2 separate regions of the Homo sapiens genome follow, and region 1 is linked to region 2. Evidence: chromatin contacts called from ENCODE Hi-C or POLR2A ChIA-PET data. All regions are on one chromosome and are shown on one strand. The core of a region is the stretch at or near the end of the contact, and the rest is flanking DNA. Distances in the headings are between cores, read along the strand shown. Region 1 overlaps RASGRF2 (Ras protein specific guanine nucleotide releasing factor 2). Region 2 overlaps MSH3 (mutS homolog 3).

The links. A loop is a pair of places that touch in the nucleus more often than their neighbours do. ChIA-PET counts read pairs that join two places held with the same protein, here RNA polymerase II (POLR2A). Pooled maps may share reads with other maps.
Region 1: a loop to region 2 is called in a map of naive thymus-derived CD4-positive, alpha-beta T cell, with 6 times the contacts of the local background. The contact joins two enhancer-like sites. A Hi-C loop is called at or near these places in 1 of 168 maps with a recorded cell type or tissue (naive thymus-derived CD4-positive, alpha-beta T cell) and 10 of 50 pooled maps. POLR2A ChIA-PET finds 5 or more read pairs at or near these places in 8 of 52 experiments (A673, Panc1, activated CD4-positive, alpha-beta T cell and 4 more).

The regions. Positions count from the first base shown.
Region 1 is chr5:81,006,465-81,009,164 of GRCh38, forward strand. The region is part of intron 1 of RASGRF2 (Ras protein specific guanine nucleotide releasing factor 2); the gene reads left to right. Among named protein-coding and RNA genes, the nearest start is that of RASGRF2-AS1, 47 kb to the left of the region's middle. Within about 2 kb of position 1,292, at least 3 of the 41 ENCODE cell types and tissues checked have a DNase peak (open chromatin) inside an H3K27ac peak, as active enhancers do.
Region 2 is chr5:80,754,441-80,757,140 of GRCh38, forward strand. All of the region lies in intron 12 of MSH3 (mutS homolog 3), which reads left to right. Among named protein-coding and RNA genes, the nearest start is that of DHFR, 100 kb to the left of the region's middle. Within about 2 kb of position 1,396, at least 4 of the 41 ENCODE cell types and tissues checked have a DNase peak (open chromatin) inside an H3K27ac peak, as active enhancers do.

The DNA.
Region 1 (2,700 bases), core at 42-2,541, 250 kb after region 2:
GTCAGTAGAAAGCTTCATATGTAGTAGGCAGAGATAAGGCTGTAAGTGTGTCAGAATCTAATAGTTCCATACCCCAGAGCAGCTAACCCACTTCTTCCTCCTGTGTTTTGGTGATTTAGAAGCCATCAAAATGCTTATTCCCTTTGCTGGGGTTCAGAAGCTGATGCCCCGAACTATGGTGCTTTGACATGCTGAACCGAGGAAGGAGCCTTGAGACCTCTCGGATCCCCCTTTCCCCACTTCTCCGTCTGCCCCAAAGCACAGGATAAAATTGTTCTCTGAAGTTCCCTTATCTGCCTAAAGTCCAGACCTGCTGAAGAAGAAAACAATTACTTCTGGTCACTTTCCTGAGTTTTCATTAACTGAACACATGTCTCAGAAAGAAAGATTCCAAGTCCATCAACACACTTTTATAGACTTGTCACAAACCATTGTCTGTTCTGCGGGCCCACGAGACATTGTCCCAGGCCATTGTATGTTCCTCGAGTCCATGGCATTCTCCTAAAAATGGTTTACTAACCCCCTAAAATAAGCCTCACTTCCCCATCTCCCTTTCTCCTCAGAAGGGTATATAACCATTAACCATCTGTACCTCATTGCGTGGTGGAGTAATCACTGTGTGATCCGCCTGCCTCCGTACACATTTATAAATGTGTATATGCCTCTTCTCCTGTTAACCTTCCTTTTGTTAGATGTGGCTTCTCATTCGGGAGGGGGTGTAGCTTTCAGGAAACCTGCAGAAGGTGAAGGGGAGGAGTTTTCCCTTGGCCTCTACACTTTCATAATGCTCAAAAAGTTTCTGATTGTGGTTTCAAATTATTTCCTGTGTTGGAGGAAGGTTGAACTTGTTTTTCTTTTTGCCTACTTTCTGGTTTTCAAGCTCAGCAACTTCATTAACTTTTCTAGCTCCTGAGAGACCACTCTGTGCAGTGAAGCAGGCTCTTCTGCCCTGAGGAAGGGGTTCATTCTTTCCCAGGGACCCTCTCCCTGGAGCTGCCTTGAGGCCAGAACACCTCCACACTGGCACCAAGTGTTTAGAGAGCCCTATTGTCAGCTGCCCCGGGATGTCATTTTTTCCTTCATGGTGAGGGTTAGTTGGCCATATACTCCCTCGCTTTCTTTTTTCCATTAAGAAAAATTCACGCCAACAAACTCAACTTTCTCAGGGTGGTCCTTGCATTTATGGTAAATATTGAAGGCTGATTTAGGACGAGGAAAGTGAACTATTCAGATCAGCTGCCCCTCCACGATAACTGCTTGACTTGCTCACCTAATCGCAGGTGCAACTGAGACAGAAGGATAACCATGTATTGTTCTTCAAAGGAGTGACCTCATCCATGGAGGAGTCACCTAGTAAATGCAAAATGCTGAGCAAGCAGATCCGATGCAGCTTCTCATTTGGGAGGGGGTGAACTGAAGAGAGAGACGTGAACAGGAAAAGCAATGGAAGCATCCTCATCCCTTGGCCATGGCAGTTATGGAAGGGTTCCAATACCCTCAGCTTCCCAGGACCATCCAGCAATAGTATTTATTGTCTTCATCTATGGTAAACACTTTCTGATAGGCCAAAATTGCACTGTCTCGTCTGATTTACAGAACCAGCTATCTCAAATGTGTAGTAATTGGAAAAAGTGGATGATGATGGTTTCAGTTTTCTTTTTCTTTCTTTCTTTCCTTTTTTTTTTTTTTTTTTTTTTTTTTTTTGAGACAGAGTCTCGCTTCTTCGCCCAGGCTGGAGTGCAGTGGCACAATCTCGGCTCACTGCAACCTCCTCCTCCCGGGTTCAAGCAATTCTCCTGCCTCAGCCTCCCCAGTAGCTGGGATTACAGGCATGTGTCACCACGCCCGGCTAATTTTTGTATTTTTAATAGAGACGAGGTTTCACCCTGTTGGTCAGGCTGGTCTCAAACTCGTGACCTCCAGTGATCCACCTGCTTCAGCCTCCCAAAGTGCTGGGATTACAGGCATGAGCCACCGTGCCTGGCTGGTTTCAGTTTTCATACAGCTTATTTTAGCACTTTGACACATCTTGCACTGTTACTTAATCTTATAATGTTATTTAATTGCTTTATGAGTGCCTAATTTAGCTTTTCAGCTAAACTGTAATCTTCTTAAGATCAGTATATGTGTGTCTATAAAATACATACCAGCATGACACTTTCAAAAATAAGATGGTTGATAAAATAATGGATAAAATGGATTCCTCCCCTCTTCCTTCTCTTCTTCCCTCCCTCCTTCCTCTCCCTTTTGTAGCACCTCCTGTCTCTTAGGCTGCTGATTTAATATTAGAAATGAGAACAGAAATGGCTAGGGTGGCATCTAGAACCATTATAAAATTCAAGGGCAGAATAGAATTTTGTAGACTTGATGATTTTTTGGAAATTTATTTTCTGGACATACTTCTTATCTATACAGGCTCCAGCCCATCTATTTCTTCCTTTCCGTGTGATCCATCCTTTTGTGGTTGATTGTCTCAGCAAGTAGAACTTCAAGTCAGAGTCCTGGGTTTTGGACTCATGATCTGGTTGGCTTTGCCACATAGATAGCTTTCACAACAGAGACTCACAACAGAGTGTGGCAGACCAGTGGGAGTCCACTACTACCCCTGGGCCTGCAGCTGAGAGCACATGCCCTGATGGGTTGTGGGTGATTGTCCTGCCTCTTTCAGCCTGTTTCCTCATCTGTAAAAGGGGAATAAAT
Region 2 (2,700 bases), core at 146-2,645:
GTCAGGGAATTTCTAATCTAATCTGGTCAAGGTATAATCTACTAGTAAGGAGGAAGAGATACAAGTAGTGGAAGCTTTTGTACTAAAATCAAATACTTACCTGTTACTCACTCTATAACTCAATACCACATTTAGAGCAAATGAGTAATACCTTTATAAGTCAAATTAGATTTTTAGAAAACTGCTTTAGGAAATTAGGCATGCTAAGATAATTCTTGGCATTTAAATCACATAATTAAGGGAATAGAAAATGGTTTGTGTTAGGAAATAGATCTTTGACTACATTTTTGCATGACTTTCTGATGTACTAAGTACATTTTAGTGGTCAATGTTCTCTACATTAAATGGCTTTTGTTTTGGTAAACCCATATGTTTGGAGTATTAATGGTTGTATTTCTAATTTGTTACCCTGGCCCAAATGATGAAGTAATAGAATGTTGCATATTTCCTTCCACTTAACATTTAATTTGTGTTAATGAAACCAAATGTCACTTTTAACTCTGGAACTTCTAAAATGAACTACACCGGGAAGCCCTCTGTATTCTTTGTGGTTTCCCATGTTCCATGAGCCAGCAACCGGGTGTTCACTTGCAGTGACTCTGGTTTACTCAGCCCCTGGGGATGCATTACTGCTCGGAAATGGGAAGGGAGAGTAGCAGGTGGTGCGTAATTGAGAGCTGTGTTTGATTGGGACTGACCTGGTGCCCCTTTCCTCTGCCGGTTTGAATGAGAGTTTAAAGGAGGAACTGCTGCTGCTAAGAACAAAATGAACCCGAGTGCCTCTTACTGTTTGTCCCGACTGTCAGTGCATAGGGATTAACTAACATCCAGGAACTTTTAGCTGGCCTCTGCTTTGTTCTTCAACATTCGGACCTTCAGTGAGCTCTAGACCTGCACAAACGACCTGCAGCAAATGGCAGCTTTCATTTGGGCTGAGGAAGAGGAATATTGGAGAGAATGAGGAGAAGGAAATAAATATCTTTCCTTTTTGGCCCTTCCTGCTTTATCTTTCTCCATCTTTATGCCTTTATTAATGAGGATTTTCCAAATATCGGTCTTCAAAAATGCCATAAGAAGACTTCATTTTCTGTGGTTTTAATGTCATAAAATATCTCCTTATGTGAAATAACTAGATATGCTGGATCAAGCATAACAAACATCCCTTTAGGACATTGCTGAATCTGTATTTAAAACATAAGGGAAGAACTGAGGGAACAGATGGAAAAAGGAACTGGAAATGGAAGTGAATTGACTGCTGCAGCTGCCCTCTGGGCTCCTGCAGATCTTGGTAATCAAAAGGATTGGGGTTCAACTGCCTTGTGGGAGACAGGAGACAGGGTCTTGGGTCCATTTAAGTTAGAGATACCATAGTAACGTGAGACACTCAAAGGACTGTGGTCTCAGTAGAGAGGTGACAAATACGTCTTGACCTGTTCTTGCCTGAGGAAAACGTTTCTAAGAATTCTTAACCACAGGCCCTCCCTCATAGATTTTCAGTTTCAATTTATACTCTGTGTGGTCTGGCAATTTCCAAGCTGTGAAACTTATTTAAAACAGTCTGATGGTACTCACATAAATCACCAAGTTAAAAAAATACAAAATAGAATAAAAAATATGAGCATGGAAAATAAATACTATCAAAAGGGCTCAGATTGATTTAAAAAGGAAACACAGACAATTCTTTAAGACTGAATGGACTAAAGAACTCATTCATGTAACCAAAAACCATTTCTGCCACAAAAACTATTGAAATTAAAAAAAGAATGACTTAAATAAGAATGGATCTTATACTCCAAAAAGAAAGAAAGAAAAGAAAACAACAACAACAAAGCAGGATATGGGTTAAACAAGAATAGAGGAAATAACTGAAATGCAAGATAATACCTGAAGAAATTACCTAGAATGCAGCACAGGGTGGCAATGTCAGGCCTTCAGTGTTTCTTCTCTGGATTTTTGAAACAGCTTTCTAACTGGTATTCCTGACACTGTTCTTATGTGCATCCAGACTATTAGCCTTGGATCCCAGCTCCTGTGATCACATTTTCAAACCTTCACCCTCCATTTTCCACTAATCTTTTATAGACAATAGCTAATCTTTTACTCAATAGCTACCCCCAGGAAATCCTCCCTGATCCTAAAACTGCATTTGTTCGTTAGGTGCTCCTGGCCTGTGTTCCCATTGTACCTAGATCATAACCCAGTTATAATCTTATTACATTGTTATCATTAATGCTTTTTAAAAAGTTTTACTATTCATCACTAGAGTGTAAATTGTTTGTAGACTAGCAAAGCTCTGTTAACAATTATAGCCCTAATGTCTACCACTTTGTACAATTAGTACTTTGTAAGCACTCAGTAATTGTTCATTGAATGTAAGAATGAATGGTGTATGTGAAAGGTGAAGCTATATAGGTCTAATGATGCTTAGATCCTAGGAAAGGGCCTATGGTTCATGTTTCTGACAGGAGATTATTTAGGTAGTTCATTTAGCCATTTCACATGACCAATGTGTTAATGTCTGAATTTAATCTACTCGTTCTGTGCTGTCTTAAAAGTCAAACTTTTCAGTAAAACGAAACCAAACAAAAAATACACCCCTAGCAGTTTGTATTTCAGCTCCCCACCCCCACCAGACAACTTTTTTTAAACATTTTATGTTGGTAGGTACATAGTAGGTCTATATATTAAGGGTATATGAGA